Linked DNA regions of Mus musculus: region 1 is linked to region 2. The links are chromatin loops, found by intact Hi-C in ENCODE. Cell type or tissue: left cerebral cortex. All regions are shown on one strand. Links, peaks and the distances in the headings refer to the core of each region. The heading gives the core; the rest is flanking DNA.

Region 1 (8,314 bases), core at 1-8,000, 240 kb after region 2:
CGTGGCCTCCCAGATCACAGAGGCCCGGACCCTCTTTGAGACCCTGCTTTCCCTGCAACCCCAGATCACACCCACCAGGGTTGGTGGCCAGAGCCGAGAAGAGAAGGTAGGAAGAGAGATGCCCGGGGAGAGGGCATGTTGAGGAAGGGCAGCCTAGCCCCGAGCTTCTGCCTCCCTAGGTCCTAGAGTTGGCTGCTGATGTGAAGCAGAAGATCCCCGAGATGATCGACTATGAGGGGACCCGAAAGTTGCTGGCTCTTGACCCCTCCCCACTCAATGTGGTCCTCCTGCAGGAGATCCAGAGATATAACAAGTTGATGAAGACCATCTTGTAAGACCGAAGGAACACTATAGAACGTGGGAGGGGAAGGAGAAAGACAACCCCACTCACGGTTGGGATGGCTCTCCCAGGCCTGCACCTCTTTAATAGCCTACCTGCCTCCTTCCACTCAGGTTCTCCCTGACAGACTTGGAGAAGGGCATCCAGGGCCTCATCGTCATGTCAACAAGCCTGGAAGAGATCTTCAACTGCATATTTGATGCTCATGTCCCTCCACTCTGGGGAAAGGCAAGCTCCCAACGGCTGTCAGTCCTAACCCTGACCCTCCTCTTCACTTCATTTCCAGGAGGCATATAGCAGACTTCAAAGAGCCTGGGGTTCCAACCCAGACAGGTTCAATCTGTGTTGAGATCTGGCTCTGCCATTCACTGACTGCAGACCTTAACTTATAGATGTAGTCACATTAATTTCTGCAAGGATATTTTAAGGATACCCCACTCCCAAAGACTGTCCGTGGTACTCACTCAGTACCTGATCTCTGCAGAACAAGCACCCTTCATTCAAAACTCGGAAATATGAAACGACCTGAGTGCCAAGCACAGTGCTCAAAAGGTTTCAGATTATTAATTTTTCAAATCAGGGATCCTCAACCAGTAGTCTATGCAAATATTCCAAGCACACCCCTGAAAAACCCATGAGAAATCTGAAGCTCTTCTGGCACCGTGCATTTTGGATAAAGGATAATCTTGTAGTGATACTATTATTAATAAGTAGCTGCTATTTTATGCCCCCCCCCCCCAGTTAACTTTTGGAGAGCTTTGGCGAATGCCCCAGGTGTTCTTAATACTGACAGGGAAAGCACTGTGGACAAAACACCACATGCACCCCCTCGTTCCTCAGGTATATCCCTCACAAAAGCCCTTGGCGTCATGGACCCGGGACCTGGCTGTGCGTGTGGAACAGTTTGAAACATGGGCCAGTCGAGCCCGCCCTCCGGTGCTCTTTTGGCTGTCTGGCTTCACTTTCCCCACTGGCTTCCTCACTGCGGTACTGCAGTCTGCCGCTCGCCAAAACAACGTGAGCATCCAGAGCCGGGGAGGCAGCCTAGGAACGTGCATTCATTCCTTCTCTTCCTTGGGGGCCTCCTTCATTGTCGCCTTCAATCCACAGATCTCAGTGGACAGCCTCTCTTGGGAATTTATAGTTTCCACTGTGGACGACAGCAACCTGGTGTATCCACCCAAGGTGGGAGGCGGATGGGCTCGGGATGAGGAGGGAAATGGAAGAAACAGTGGGAAGTGGGGTGAAGAGGAGGACAGAGGACTTAGGTCAAAGGTATTGTCAGCGTAGGGTCTTTCCCTCAACTCTGTCTCCATTTCTCTCCAGGATGGAGTTTGGGTTCGGGGCCTGTACCTGGAGGGTGCTGGCTGGGACCGAAAGAATTCTTGTTTAGTGGAGGCGGAGCCCATGCAGCTGGTCTGCCTCATGCCCACGATCCACTTCCGTCCAGCAGAGAGCCGAAAGAAAAGTGCCAAGGGTGGGAAACTGCCCCCTCCCTATCCCGTTTGGATACTAACCCATCCTCCCTGCTCCAGTTCCCAAATGCACTTGCTCTGATCTTCCAGGCTCCAGAATCTTACTTCTTTTCTTCTCCCCTAGGCATGTACTCCTGTCCCTGCTATTATTATCCCAACCGGGCAGGCAGCACAGATCGAGCCTCCTTTGTCATAGGCATCGATCTCCGATCTGGATCCATGACATCTGATCACTGGATTAAGAGGGGCACTGCTCTACTGATGAGCCTGGACAGCTGATGAGCTCTTCTCTCCTCCTTGAGAGGGTCGGAAGCCCTAGGACCTTGAACTAAAGCTGGATCTCAGGCTTTGACTTTAGCTGAATCTAGCATATAGTGACACTCTGACAGTACCTAGTGGCGCTAGCGGAAAAGGTGGAAGACTTGTATTGGCGCTCAGTGCAGTAAAAACCGTGCAAAACCAAGCCCCAAGTCTCTCAATGATGGTGTTTTAATGTGTGTTGGGGGTGGAGGAAACCTGGAGGAGGGAGGGAAGCTGGGACTTAAGGAAAGGAGCTGCTACAACCAGAACTGAGAAGAGAAAGGTGGCCTATAAGAGGAGGCGTGGTCTTGAACTACTTGCCCACCAGGCCTAAAAGAAGGTGTGACCAAGTCTCCTGGAAAGGATTTGAGCAGGCGGGGTGGGGCTTGCTTTGGAAGGGCGCGCGATGCAAATAGAATAAAAGACTTGTCAGGTAAGGGTCCGTGATGGGCTCTATACACTGCACAGTAACGAAGCCTTGCAATCCTTACTGGGGATTCTTATCTGAGACTACAGCTGAGGGGAGCGGACCGAAGGCAGGGCGGAGCCGGAGAGAGGGACTTCAGCGCGAGGGGCGGGACCACGAGTCGGGGGCGGGGTTGAGGAAGGGGGGTGGGGGCGGGTGTTTGTGTTGGAAAATCAAACTGCGCCACGGGGTGGAGCGGCCCCCCCAACTCCTGCCTGGGAGGGGGGGCCGCTCGACCCCCGAGAGGCCTTGAAGATCCTGAATACCTGGGACCCCCAGAACCAGGTAATGGGAAGCCGCAGGGACTTTTGGAAAGAGGGAGACCATCTCCTTGCAAGGGGGAGGGGCGGGACGTCAGACTCTCTGGAGAGGTCGGGCAAGGCATTTGAGTCTTGGGAAAAGCAATGTCAGAGTCGGGGCGCAGGACATCTAAGTTCCCCAAAAGGGAACAAGGCAAAGGTAGTGGAAAACCCGTGGTCTTGGCTCTAAAGGTCAAAAGGGCCTAAAAGTAATCCCAGTCCCGCTTGGGATGGTGAATTGACACTAGGGCGGGGCTCAGCGGTCCTGAGGAAGGAGACTATAGGACAGTTTGCAGATAGGGCTATGGCTAGGCGCTGGCTCACTGAGATCAGAAGCGATCAGGCAAAGTGAACTTCCAGTTACAGGGCCACTCAAAGGTTCCCTCCAGCTCTTTTCTCCGGGGAGATGTGTATGTATTCTCAACTTTCACCATCCCTCCAGGAGCGGTAGCTTTTCCATCTCACAGCACTCCACCGCACCGTCTGCTCTCGGCCTCGCCTGGTTCGTTCCTCTAGTTGCCGGTGCCCTCCTCCTCACTTTTCCGTCTTCAGTTCCCTAGCCTTCACTGGGCTCTGGCCCTTTCTCCATGCTGAACCTTTCCCACGTAGCCACGAGATGGCGAAGATGAGACGCCCACCAGAGCCGAGGGCCATGCGGGTTGGGGGGGGGGGGCTATCTATAGCTGTGACACGCACCTTTGAGAAAGGTGCGCTGAGGTTCACCTTTGATTCCCTGTCATCTGTCTGGCACCCGCCCCCGGCCCAGGAAATTGTAAGCATATGGGTAAAGTGCAGAAGCTAGGGACAGGGCGAGAGACTATGCTTTTTCCGGCCTAGAATAAACAGTGGTGAAGTGGCATTTGGGTTGAGTTGGTCACTAAACTGCAGATTCGTTTCTGGCTTGTGGCCTGTGACTGTGTCTTGGAGGCTGGAGTGTGGGGAAGGTCGAAGGCAGAACACCTAGTTCCTGGCGATGAGAACTCCGAGAGAAAAGAAGTAATTAATTGAGGTGCGATAGGAACGGACCCAGTGGTTGCTCAGAGTAAGGCTGGTCGAACCTCCGTCGCTTGCCAGGGTTGTTTTCTCAGTTGCCAGAGTAACAGGCTGGGGAACGTCCACCGCCAGATTCCCAAACTCACTCTCTCCAGTCCAATCGGCTTTAGCGGACGTCGACTACGTCAGGGTCCTAGTGACCAATGGGAAGCTGTCATAGAGAGCCTGAAAGAGGGAGAGGGAGGAGGTGGAAGGGGGGGTGGTGGCGGTGGCTACCCAGGATCCGCACGTGCACTCCCACACGCTCCACTCCCTGTACAACCCCTTCCACTGCACGAGCCCAGACAGTCTCTTGCGCCTGCGCGGCGAGTCGTGTGTGTGTCTCTCCCTCCCTCCCCCCCCTTTGCCTCAGGTCGTCAGTCTGTGTTTGCAAACTAGTCCAGGGTTGTGTTTCTCAACCCCTGCGGGCCCAGACGTCTGGGTGGGTTTGCGCTCTTTAGCCGGGTGTCGACTGTTAATGTCAGCCTCTCGAGGGAAGGCCCGCTACCTGTGTTCCCCACCGCCACCCCCAGCTGGCGCCCCAAGCTCCCAGGTGGGCTGGGCGGAGCTGTGGTTTCCGGCCCCCTAGGCTCAGCCGCGGCTTTCCCGAGCTCCGGCAAAGGGTGTTTCCACAAAAGAAAGGGAGTGGGTACAAGCACCCCTTCCCGAGGCTTAACCCACCCAGGCCTAGCTGCAGTTAGTGACAGGGCAGGACACTGTGAGAAGCCCCTTGTGGTCCCGGTGACTTTCTAGGCCAGAGGGTCATTACGCCTATTTTCTTTTTTTCTTGTAAATTCCTGCTTTTGATAGGCAAACCAGACCTTCCTCTTCCCTTCCTTAACATTTCCTCCTCGCACGCTCTGGCGTTCTTTACACCTCCCTTGGCTCCTTTCGGGCTGTCCCCGTCTCCACTCGTCCTTTTCTGCTTCTCCAGAGGGTTATATAACTCTTCCTCTCCGCGTGTCCTGATTTCAACTCCACAGACTCCGCCCTGGAACGGCGCGGGAGGGGCGGGAGAGTTGGGGACCCAGACAGATTCCGGCTGGCGGCCAGCTGGGGCACAAGGGATCCTGCAGATAGCAGACGGAGTCCCGCGGGACTTGGTTGGTGCCCCGTCCCTTAGTCTCCCGCCCCTAACCCGGGATCAAGCCCAGAAGAAAGAAGGCACAGTATTTCCGAGGGGCGTGTCGGGACAGTCAGAAATGTGGGTTGGGAGGTCAAGGCTGGAGGCTGAGAGGAGGAGGCAGGCGAATGACCGGATTCCCTAGGATTGGTTCTGCTGGGGTTAACAGAGATAAAAGCAGGACGCCTGGGTTCCCTCCTTCGTCTCCTTTTTGGGTTCCCAGAATTCCTAAAGCTATTTTCTCAGGAAATTTAGCCAGCTAGCAGCTTCTTCGCCCTGGTAGGAGTCAAAGGTCTGTGTTCGAGGTGGCCTGGGATGATGTCACCAGTGCACGTGCCCCGGGACGGTTGCCAGGCAATGCGATCTCCTCCCCTTTCCATTCCCTCCCACCTCTGCCCAGAGTCCCGTTCCAGTCCCGTGCCATCTCTTTCTCCTTTCCTTTCCCTTGGCATTAGCATCCTGCAGGTGGGAAACCCTGGCCTGGAGTTTCGTGAAGGGGGAGGGGCGCGGGTGTGGTGTGGCCTGAAAGACTTTGCCCCTTTGCTGGCTTGAGAGAATTCTGGGTCTTCCCCCCCCTTCTTTTTCCTAGATTGCCATGGAAAAACTTCCTCTCCAGTCCCCACTACCACTACCACCCCCCGTACTCCCTCCCGCGCGCCCTTGGAAGTGTCTCCTGAAGTCTTTTTAGTTTCCCACCTGCTGCATGGCCCAGTGTCAGGTTGCCCCTTTCCCAGCTTGAGCTGAAGTGGGTGTAGTTGCAAGACAGCTGCCCCTAAGAGAGGAGCTGTATGTGGGTATACACACCAGCCCATCCCTGCGACTCCCGTCACCTCCTCTTACCAAACTGAGGAGAAAGAGTTAGGCTGAAAAGTCAAGGTCTTTATCTGTGTAGGTAGGTGGATCAGCTTCTGGTATTGCCCACTTTTGAGAGAGAAGTCCAGTGATAGTTATGGCTGCCCTCTGTTAAATCTTGGAGTTGGTGATGGTATTACAGAGTCTCCTTTCTTGTGCCTAAGAATGTGGATTGTCGGCTCAAACCTGGATTCTAACCCCAGCTCTGCCACTAAATGGGACTCGGGAAAAGTCACAACCTTGCAGAACCTCCTATCTGCAATCTGGGACATTTAAATATCAATACCTACCTTCTAGCTGATGGGAGGGGGCAGTGAAATAATTTATGCAAAGCATTTAGCACAGTGGTTGGTATAAAATTAATACCGAATGAGTATCAGAAAATACATATTATTAAATGTTGTTAGTTATTATAGTGGGTGGACCTGTTTCTAAAGTAGCCCTCACAGGGGATTGGTTAAAGAGTGGAGAATTCTGCTACCTGGAGTGTGTGTTGTGTGTGTGTGTGTGTGTGGGGGGGGGGTGTCAGGGATTAGCATCGACTACTTTATGTACCTTATTTGATGTGGGCTTTAGCCAGATTTGTATTGCTTTCTTTAGGTTTATTTTTCCCCTCCTTAAAAAAAAATAGCTAAGACTATATTCCTTTGGCTGTTAAAATAATTACGTTGTAGCTTGTGATTTTCAAGCGATACTCTGGTTCCCTCCCATGTTGCTCTCTGGAGCCTTTCATTTTGCAAAGGGACTCCACAGTTTCCCTAGCGGGGACATGGCTAGGCTAAAGGGGTGTGTAAAAGGTTGGGGTGGGTGGGTGGGTGGAGAGAGACTAGTGGGGGGAGGCTGGGGGAGCGGGTAGTTAAAGGAAGAGACCGGAAGGGAGGAGGAGGGAGCCTGCTGGTGGGGAGGGAGGGGAGGAGGAGGAGGTGGAGGAGGAGGAGGAGGACGAGGAGGAGGAGGAGGGAGGGAGGGGGTTGGGGAGAGCCTGCTACAGTTCTTTGTTTGACTCCGGGACTCAGGGACGGGGAGGAGGAGGGAGGGAGGCAGAGGCTGCAAGCGCCGGGGCAGGCCCAGGAGGCAGAGGAGGGACCGTCTCCCCCGCCCCCCAGCCCCCACTCCCCCCCCTGCTGCTTCCCCCTCCCTACCCGGACTCTGGGGGCACCGCCGGGGGACAGACACCCAGCAGGTAACCCTGGCCTGGCTCTCCCTCCCCCTGTCTGATTTTCTTCCACACCCTCCCGGACGACCCCTTTCCGTCTCCCCGATTTCCCGGGCCTTGCCTTTCCCCCCCAGCCCTCCTTGTTCCATTTCTGCGAGTTGGGCTTGTCGCCTGCTGGCTCCGCCACCCTCCGTCTCGTGCAGCCTGACTCCCTTCCCCCCACCCCACAGTGTGTGCTCCCCTGTTCTGCCCGAGGCACCTTTTGGGGTTCTGTCTCAATGTTTCTTAGGCTGGCTTCTTCCGACCAGTCTCATGGGGCTCTGAGGAAGGAGGGAGTCCTTATTCTTTAATGGCTCCCCCCAGTCTCCCTTGCCCCATTCTCCTCGTAGCAGTCTCTAGGGGTGAGAGAAAACCGGAATTTGGGGCCTGATGGAGAGGCAGGGGGGCTGTGTGTTGCTGGAGACAGGGACAGTGAGTGTGTGAGGAGGGGGTGGGGATTTGTTAGAGACCAGGCTGCCTCTCTGATGTCCCTTTAAATGGCCCTTACATATCTGGGGGTTAGGGGGTGGGGTGGTGGCAAGCTGCCTGCCTGGGGGGCAGGGCCCTTGGTTTGTCCACACCGTCAGGGGTGGAAATGATTTAAAGGGACAGCCTTGGTGTGGCCACTGCCACCCTGTGCTGGCAGGAGGGGGAGCTGGCAGGCTATGTCTACAGAGGCTTGGCTGGTGAGCAGGGCATTTGAGGCTGTCTGGGACTGGGCCTCAGGTCTCCAGTCCAGTTACTGTGGCTGGAAAAGTGCAAGAAGGGGTTGACAGCCTGCCCTGAGGGTGCTCAGTCTAGGCTTTCTTCAGAACCCCATGGGTGAGCCCTTTGACTCCATGACCAAGAATCTGTGAGTCTGAACTACAGAACCTGTGGGCCAGAACCAGGTGGGGGCCACTGGCAGATCCGCAGGTCAGTAGGGTGACCTGGGTACTTTAGAGCTGGCCCCTTCAGCTTCCCCTTTTGTTGTTTGGTTCTTTGCACAAGAAGGCCCCAGCCCCTCCTCCTCATGCACATGCCCCCCCACCCCCACCCCAGCTGTTGGGCAGATGAATTACAGCCTCCTGCTTGGGGCCAAGGCTGGTAAGGGATTAAAGTTCTGAGGTTGGCCCTTTAAATGGCTGTTGGCCCTCCCCCACTCTGGTGTCCAGACACCCATCACATACCCTTCTGACCCCCTTGGTCTGGCCTGCAACCCTCCCCCCCTCTATAGGCTAGCCTACCCCGTA
Region 2 (8,318 bases), core at 131-8,130:
AAAAAAAATTCAACTGGTTGGTTAGGCCTAGCCCAGATGATGTAGGTGTCAACTCACCTTGGGGATGTAGGGAGATGGTTGTTCTGTAGCTCTTCCTGTCCTGCAACTAAATAAATAGGCTAAGCTGACCTCTTACATCTGCCTTCGGCCTCCTGTGCTAGGATTGGAGTGCATGGGTGGGGTTGCATTTCTTACCAATGAGGAAAGGGCTTCCCATTTCTCTGCTGCATTGTAAGCTCCCAAGTAGAGCAAGTTTTGCTTAGGTAAGTTCCGTGTGAGTCAGCTGCCTCATTCTCACGAGGTAACCAAGGCTTTGTACCGCCCACTGAGAACGTCACTGCCAATCACAGCCTAATTGTGAAAACCAATGGCTTGAGTGGGTTGCTAAAGCTGAGGTGTCTGAGTCAGGTTTGGGGTGGGATTATTTTAGTTAAGGGAAGTGAGGCTTTTCATTTCCTCTTCCAAGAGAAGGCAAAGGGGATTGGATTGAGGAAGGAACTGGTGTAGCCTAGCTGGTCTGAGCATCTCTGCCATGCGGCTCCCTGTGTGTCTGATCTTGCTAGGACCGCTTATAGGTAAGGAGAAATGGGAGGTGGGGGAGGGAGGGCTCATGGGCAGGAGCCTGCACCTGGGTGGCCAACCAATCTCTTACTGAAAGCCCAAGGAACAGAGGAAGACTGTCCTCACAAAAAGGCCGTTACTCTCCTGCCATCCTTCACGATGACACCTACAGCCACAGAAAGCACAGCCAGCCCTACGACCAGCCACAGGCCCACCACCACCAGTCACGGAAATGTCACAGTTCACACCAGCTCCGGACCCACAACTGTCACTCATAACCCTGCCACCACCACCAGTCATGGGAATGCCACAATTTCTCATGCCACAGTTTCTCCCACCACAAATGGCACTGCTACTAGTCCAAGATCCTCCACTGTTGGCCCTCACCCTGGACCACCTCCACCCTCGCCTAGTCCAAGGTCCAAGGGGGCTCTTGGGAACTACACGTGGGCCAACGGCTCCCAGCCTTGTGTTCAGCTCCAAGCCCAAATTCAAATCCGAATCCTATACCCAATTCAGGGTGGAAGAAAGGTAAAGCTAAAGTGGGGCTTAAAGAGGGCAAGAGGCAAGTCCTGGGCTCGTTCAGCAGGGAAGAGGAAGAGAAGAGGAGGGGATAAACTGGATGGAGCATTCTTGTGATTTCAGACCCACCATTGCACTTCTACAGGCTTGGGGCATATCTGTTTTGAATCCCAACAAAACCAAGGTCCAGGGAGGTTGTGACGGTACCCATCCCCACCTGTCTCTCTCATTTCCTTATGGACAGCTTACCTTTGGATTCAAACAGGTATACAGCTTGAGTTTGTCTCTATCCTCTATTCTTCCATATCCCATACCTGTACCCCCGGAGCCTCTGTTCTTGCTCTGTGGACATGGATGCCTCTGTCCCTGATGCCTTGAGTCTTTCTGTTCACCTTAAGGACCTACATCAGAGCCCGAGTACAGTCTACCTGGACTACATGGCGGTGGAATACAATGTGTCCTTCCCACAGGCAGCACGTGAGTAATCTCTTCTCCTTACCACACTAAAAGTCTAGGCTGGGCGTGCTGGGCTGGTGGGGAGGACTCAGGAGTCAGGACTGGATTTGACTCTTAATTACTAATTACTGCAGAGTGGACATTCATGGCGCAGAATTCATCTCTTCGAGAGCTCCAAGCTCCCTTGGGCCAAAGCTTCTGCTGTGGAAATGCAAGCATAGTTCTTTCTCCAGCTGTTCACCTTGACCTGCTCTCTCTAAGGCTACAGGCTGCTCAGCTGCCTGACAAGGGACACTTCGGGCCATGTAAGCCCTACCTACTTCTTCTTTCCTAGAGCTCTCCCATTGCTCTGGAAACCTTCCCCAGAACTCTTTTTCTAGACCTCCGCCTCCTCTACAAGACTGCCTTATTTCCCCTTTGCTGACTGCTCTCACCTATGGGTTGGCTCCTCAGCCTTTCTTCATCCCCTTTCCTCTTCCGTCCTCCCCCACCTCCCACCTTTAGCCCGTCCACCACTGCAGCAATTCTCAGGGATCCCATTATTCTGCCAGGTTTCTCTTGCAACCGTGACCAGTCCCTCTTGCTGCCTCTCATCATTGGCCTGGTCCTCCTCGGCCTCCTCACCCTGGTGCTCATCGCCTTCTGCATCACCCGCAGACGACAATCAACCTACCAGCCCCTCTGAGCATCTGCCCCAGTCCACTGTGTAAGCCACCAAGGAGCGCCTCATCTCTTCACCATGCCACTGACTCAACAGTTACCTTCCTTCTCTGTCTTTAGGAACACAATGAAGAGATTTTATAATAGGGGTGGGGAATCAATAAACATGAATGGTACCTACTACTCCTTTCTTTCCTCATTAAGAGTACAAACACTTAATGAAATCTTTTCTCTTGGCTTGCCTTGTCCTGCCGGGGCTAAAAGCCACGAGTTTCTTGTCATATGCCTTCCTGTGCCTTCCCGTGGCTGAGTCACCAAGAGACAGCTGGCAAGAAGGGACAAAAGTACCAGAGAGTGACCAAATGCCTTCATTGGTTCATCCCTCAATGTCCTGTGACTGCTGGTGAAGCTGCCAAAATTCCCTCCTCCCTCTGGGGCCAATGGCTGCCTAGTCCCTTACAGAATGAATCATTCCGACCTGACACCCTGTTGCTGACCCTCGGGGCGCAGCTAGGTACAACACAACTAAAATATGAGTAGGTGGCTGTATTAATTTATTTCAAAAGTGGTGACTGAACAATGAGATTCCATGTGCACTGTGGCCGGGGCTAGTTCACTGAGGAGCCCACTGGTGCAGCCGACTTCTATGAGGCTGTGCTACGAGGAACAACTTCAGGCCTCGCAAACACATCCCCGAGTACCAGAAGGAGAGGGAGCGGTGGCAATTGCAATCTGCCCTTGTCCAGATATAAAAAGGGATTTTTCAGACAGCCACCCACTGTACCAAAGTATAAATTCTACTGTTTATAGTAGGACATGGTTCAACGGATGGGAGCCAAGGATGGGTGCCTTTCCAATTTAACAGTCCCATGAGGTTACAGAAATTCTTGGACCAGAGCCCCCACACAGCAGAGGTACATGTGACATTATGCCCTGACCAGCAACTACATTCCCCTCACCCCCAAAAACAAGGAACTGAGAAACAGTTTAGGAATGCCCTACAGCCTGAACCAAGAGTAGGTGTCCTGGCAGTGTGGTGGAATGTAGATGGCTCTCTTCGCCTAACCCTAGGGGCCCTTTCCCAGACAAATACTGGAATTTTGCTCGCACCCTCTGGGTTCCCACCTAGACACAGCAGACTGAGGTCCCCTGTTGTGTCAGGGGTTGCTCTCCTGCAGCGGAGCTCGCCCCTTACGGATGGCTGTGAGCCACCATGTGGTTGCTGGGATTTGAACTCAGTACCTTTGGAAGAGCAATCGGCGCTCTTAACCGCTGAGCCATCTCACCAGCCCCACCGTCATCCTCTTAACATCTGGACAGAGGACGAAGCAGGGGACCAGAAAGAAGGCCCAGCTCGGAATGGCTCTTTTGCGGCTCTATTCCCTCTGGAGAAACCAAGAGGAAAGATAAAGAGAGCTGCAGTGCTTCTGCTAGCGCCATTTTGAAGACTCGAACTCTTTTCCCTTTCAACTTCAAACACTATCAAGTTGGCCGAGATTAGACAAGATGGCGTACATGCAGGGGGGACAGGGCGAGGGGGCAGCATGGACCTTGCTTTCAGAACAAGAGCGTAAACAAAAGTGAGGAAGTCCTAACAGCGCAGGCGCCAAACGCGGACACGCTTTAAAATTCGAACGTCAAGGCGCGCACAAAAGCCTGCCTGGGAAGGAGACCTGTGTCCCCTAGAGGAGGCGGGCGAGCATCACGGAGAGGGAAGAGCAGCCCTGGCCTCGGGGACAGCAGGGCGGGGTGTGCGCGGCGCGCATGCGCGGCGCGGATAAATGGCGGGGGTTGTCCCGCCTGGCGGAAGCTTAGCTTTCCAACATGGCGGGGGAGGCCGACGGGCCGTTCAAAGGGCTGCTGGTGCCAATTCTTTTACCTGAGAAATGTTACGACCAGCTCTTCGTGCAATGGGACTTGCTTCATGGTGAGTTTTATTTCAGCCTTCAAGGTCTAGCTGGAGCAGCCTTGAACCGTAAGTTGGCGTGACAGTGGCGATTAATGTCACCGCGAAGCTGGGCAGAAGGCGGTTCTGACGAGGGCGGAAGTGTTTGGGGCCCTGCATAGGAAAAGTGCCATATTTGGGCATGAAGGGGTGTCTCCCGAAAAAAAGTTAAATTTGTGTTTTACAATCTCGGAAGTCTGTACCCAACCCTCATCCCTTTCTGGGCTGGGAGTCGAACTCAGGGCGGCATGTGCTACTCTGCTAACCAGGCTCTAGCCCCAGGCTGGAAAACTCGGAGCTTTTTTGTCGTACCCCCCCCCCCCCCCCCGACAGGGTATAGCTCTGGCTGACCTGGAACTCGCTCTGTAGACCAGGCTGGCCTCGAACTCAGAAATCCACCTGACTCTGTCTCCCAAATGCTGGGATTAAAGGTGTGTGCCACCAATCCTCGGCGGAAAACTCGTATTTTATAAAACAAAATTAAAACCCCAGCCAGGCATGTAGGCCTCCTTTCGCCCCAAGCACTCAACTGACAGAGGCTCACAAATTTTTTTTTTTATCCCCTCTCTCCAGCACCAGCTTCTGGAATTTACTATGTGGCACAGACTGCCCTTGAACTGGCAACAGTCCTCCTGCCTCAGTCACTAGAGTGTTGGGAGTATAGCACTTTTCCTTTCCTTTTTCTTTACAAAGGCCTTTGATAAGCCTTCTCCATCTCTCTATTCTAAGTGACTTTTGGCTTACAATAGTCAAGACGCCTTCCTGGGCCAAATGCCCACCAGGTCAAAGATTCAGTGGTAGAGAGATTGCCAGGATCAGGGTTTTGTAGGCAGCAGCTCAGCTCACTCGCTGCAATCTATTGAAAATCAGCCCTGGACACAGGGTTTGAAAGAAAAATGTTTTTTAAAAAAAATTAGAGAAATTGCCAGGAACTGTGGCCCACACCTTTAATCCCAGCCCTTGGGAGGGACCCAGAGGCGGGAGTTCAAGGACAGCCTAGGCAACTGGATGAGTTCCAATACAACCAGGGCTGGCTACACAGAGCAGCCTTGTCTGGAAAAACCAAGATAAGAAGTAAATGATAGGGGCTGGAGAGATGGCTCAGTGGTTAAGAGCACTGACTGCTCTCCCAGAGGTTCTGAGTTTAATTCCCAGCAACCACATGGTGGCCTACAACCATCTGTAATGGGATCCAATGCCCTCTTCTGGTGTGTCTGAAGATAGATAGCTACAATGTACTCACACACATAAAGTAAATAAATAAATAAATCTTTAAAAAAAAGAAGTAAATGATAGAGATAGTGGAAGAACAAGGATAAATGTCCTGGAAGAGTGGGGACAACCTGAAGGTTCAGGAATGTATGAATGTGGGAATGGGGTGGGGGGGGAGAGAAAAGAGTCAGGGAACGCCTGTGGGACTGGAGGGGTGGCTTGCAAGGCTGGCAACCTGGGTACAATTCCCGGAACCCACAGAAAGGCAAAAAGGGAGAACTGGCTCCTCAAAGTCTCTGACCTGAACACATGCACCTATGTGCTCACACACAAAATAGGGTTGTTTTATTTTTTATTTATTTTTTAATATTTATTTATTATTATACATAAGTACACCGTAGCTGACTTCAGACACACCAAAAGAGGGCGTCAGATCTCATTATGGGTGGTTGTGAGCCACCATGTGGTTGCTGGGATTTGAACTCAGGACCTTCAGAAGAGCAGTCAGCTCTCTTACCCACTAAGCCATCTCGCCAGCCAGGGTTGTTTTGAAATGTAGATTTTTTTTTTTTATGTGTGTCTTTTCACTTGTATATGTGTGTGTATATGTATACTATACATGACTGCAAGGGCCTGAAGATGCCACTGGAGCTGGAGCTACGGGCATTTGTGAGTCACTGGAGAAGGATGCTAAAAATTGAATTCAGATCTTCTCTGCAAGAGCAGAGATGTGCTCTTAACCACTAAGTCATCTTTCCAGTCCCAAATGTTTAAAATGTATTTCTGTTGTGGTATTCCCTTATATACACTCAGGTCAACAGAGTTGGCAGCAGAGCCATCTTGTTGGCCTAATGATTTCTTTAAAGATTTATTTTTGTTTTATGTACACTGGTGTTTTGCCTGAATGTATGTATGAATGAGGGTGTCAGATCTCCTCGAAATAGAGTTAAGAGTTGTGAACTCCATGTGGGTGTCAGGAATTAAACCCAGGTCCTCTGGAAGAACAGTCAGTACTCGTAAACACTGAGCCATATCTCCAGCCTTTTTAATAGTTTCTCTATATCACCCTGGCTGGCCTGAACTCACTATGTAGACCAGGCTGGCTTTGAACTCACATAGCTGTCCTTCGATCCCAAGTGCTAAGATTAAATGTTTTTGCCACCACACCTGACAATAGTTTTTAAGTATTTGAGATAGGGTCTCACTGTGTAATTCTGGCTGGCTTTGAACTCAGAGATGATTAAATAAGACTAAAAGCCTGAACTACAACACACATCCCTTATGACTTTTTAAATTTTTTTTCAGCCAGGCGTGGTGGCACACGCCTTTAATCCCAGCACTCGGGAGGCAGAGGCAGGCGGATTTCTGAGTTCGAGGCCAGCCTGGTCTACAAAGTGAGTTCCAGGACAGCCAGGGCTAGAGAAACCCTGTCTCGAAAAACAAAAAAAAAAAACAGAAACAAAAACAAAAAAAGATTTCATTTTTAATTAATTTATTATGTGTAAATACATTGTAGCAGTCTTCAGACATCCCAGAAGAGGACATCAGATCTCATTAAAGATGGTTGTGAGCCATCATGTGGTTGCTAGGATTTGAACTCATGACCTTTGGAAGAGCAGTTGGTGCTCTTAACCTCTGAGCCATCTCTCCATTTTTAAAAGACATACTTTCTTAGTGCTTTTTTTTTTTTTTTGACAGGGTTTCTGTGTAGCCCTGGCTGTCCTGGAACTCACTCTGTAGAACCAGGCTGACCTCGAGAACTCAGAGAACTCAGAAATCCGCCTGCCTCTGCCTCCCGAGTGCGTCACCACGCCCGGCCTTAGTGCATTTTTGTTAGTACAGTTTATTAGGGGGGCCATGCATGGAAGTTCTGGAGTTGTTTCTGTCCGTCTACCACGTGGCTCCTGGGTTAATGAGGGATAAAAGTTAGCTTTTTAGTTACACAGGCATTGCTTAAGAATTCCCTGACCCTACTCTCCTCAGGAACTGGATGGCCTACTTCAAATGCTCCTCCTTCCAAAGACAAGTGCCCACACCATACATTTCAGAACCTTCTGGTTATCCTGGTCCTTCTGAAGGGGACAACCCTACTCTTTGCAGCCCTCAAAACTATTTTAGACGTGTATTTATAGGGAATGGAAGGGGGACAGGAAGGAAGAAGCTGTTGTGACAGCACACCCAGTCTGAATAGAAGATGTCTGTAGCAAGGATGTTTGCCCTGTCATCCCTACCACCCCCAGAGACTTACTGGTGTGGTAGGTGTGGTGGTCACGGGTGAGGGAGAGGGCAACAGCTCCTAGGAGCACTTCAAACCCTCACCTGGGCGCCAGAGGCCTCTCTGCTGACTGCTCTCTCTTCTCAGTTCCCTGCCTCAAGATTCTCCTCAGCAAAGGCCTCGGGCTGGGCATCGTGGCTGGGTCACTTCTCGGTACGTACAGCTCCTTCCTGCTGTTGGAGTAAAGGGAAGGGAGGTGAGAGGCTGAGGATGCCAAGGCTGGGGATAGAGTGCCCTTTCCTCAGCCCTGCTGCTTTGTCCACAGTCAAGCTGCCCCAGGTATTTAAACTCTTGGGAGCCAAGAGTGCAGAAGGACTGAGTCTCCAGTCAGTAATGCTGGAGCTAGTGGCACTGACCGGAACCGTGGTCTACAGCATCACCAACAACTTCCCCTTCAGGTGAGTGAGGGTCCACTCTTCACGCCCAAAGCCAAATCCCCAAGATTCTCTTTGGGTTTTTCAAGACAGGGTTTCTCTGTGTGGCCCTGGCCGTCCTGGAACTCACTCTGTAGACCAGGCTGGCCTCAAACTCAGAAATCCGCCTGCCTCTGCCTCCCAACTGCTGGGATTAAAGGCATGTGCCACCACCGCCCAGCCCCACAATTCTTTTCTTTTCAGTTTGTTTATTTGAGGTGGGAGGGGTCACGGAACAACTTGTAGGAGTTGGTTCTCTCCTTGCAGTGTGTGG

What was found. Hi-C counts contacts between places; a loop is a spot of excess contacts. Peaks named below come from ENCODE experiments on the same cell type or tissue, not always from the same donor. Only the 100,000 strongest peaks of a DNase experiment are listed, where the experiment ranks them.
Region 1: a loop joins it to region 2, with 2.4 times the contacts of the local background. A loop is called at or near these places in 2 of 42 quality-filtered maps.

Annotation. Positions count from the first base shown.
Region 1 is chr11:69,414,773-69,423,086 of GRCm38, reverse strand. Kdm6b (KDM1 lysine (K)-specific demethylase 6B) reads left to right here and starts at 6,893. Exons shown (of 24, transcript NM_001017426.2): 1 at 6,893-7,070. Dnah2 (dynein, axonemal, heavy chain 2) reads left to right here. Exons shown (of 86, transcript NM_001081330.1): 80 at 1-106; 81 at 180-331; 82 at 454-568; 83 at 1,181-1,357; 84 at 1,451-1,525; 85 at 1,667-1,817; 86 at 1,940-2,278. The coding sequence ends at 2,094. Gm51903 (a long non-coding RNA gene) reads right to left here and starts at 7,574. Exons shown (of 2, transcript XR_003949708.1): 1 at 7,303-7,574; 2 at 2,284-4,098. In left cerebral cortex, for the core only: CTCF peaks have their summits at 3,462 (motif pointing right), 4,538 and 7,737; DNase peaks (open chromatin) are centred at 5,425, 6,940, 7,149, 7,705 and 6 more places; H3K4me3 peaks cover 5,280 bases; H3K27ac peaks cover 4,787 bases.
Region 2 is chr11:69,658,277-69,666,594 of GRCm38, reverse strand. Mpdu1 (mannose-P-dolichol utilization defect 1) reads left to right here and starts at 3,946. Exons shown (of 7, transcript NM_011900.4): 1 at 3,946-4,126; 2 at 7,719-7,784; 3 at 7,897-8,029. The coding sequence starts at 4,024. It overlaps Cd68 (CD68 antigen), which reads left to right and starts at 425. Exons shown (of 6, transcript NM_001291058.1): 1 at 425-575; 2 at 659-1,092; 3 at 1,229-1,348; 4 at 1,482-1,560; 5 at 1,674-1,844; 6 at 2,091-2,382. The coding sequence starts at 533. The coding sequence ends at 2,224. It overlaps Mir1934 (microRNA 1934), which reads right to left and starts at 3,552; the gene lies at 3,470-3,552. In left cerebral cortex, for the core only: CTCF peaks have their summits at 3,888 and 5,321 (motif pointing left); DNase peaks (open chromatin) are centred at 344, 736 and 3,894; H3K4me3 peaks cover 1,712 bases; H3K27ac peaks cover 2,430 bases.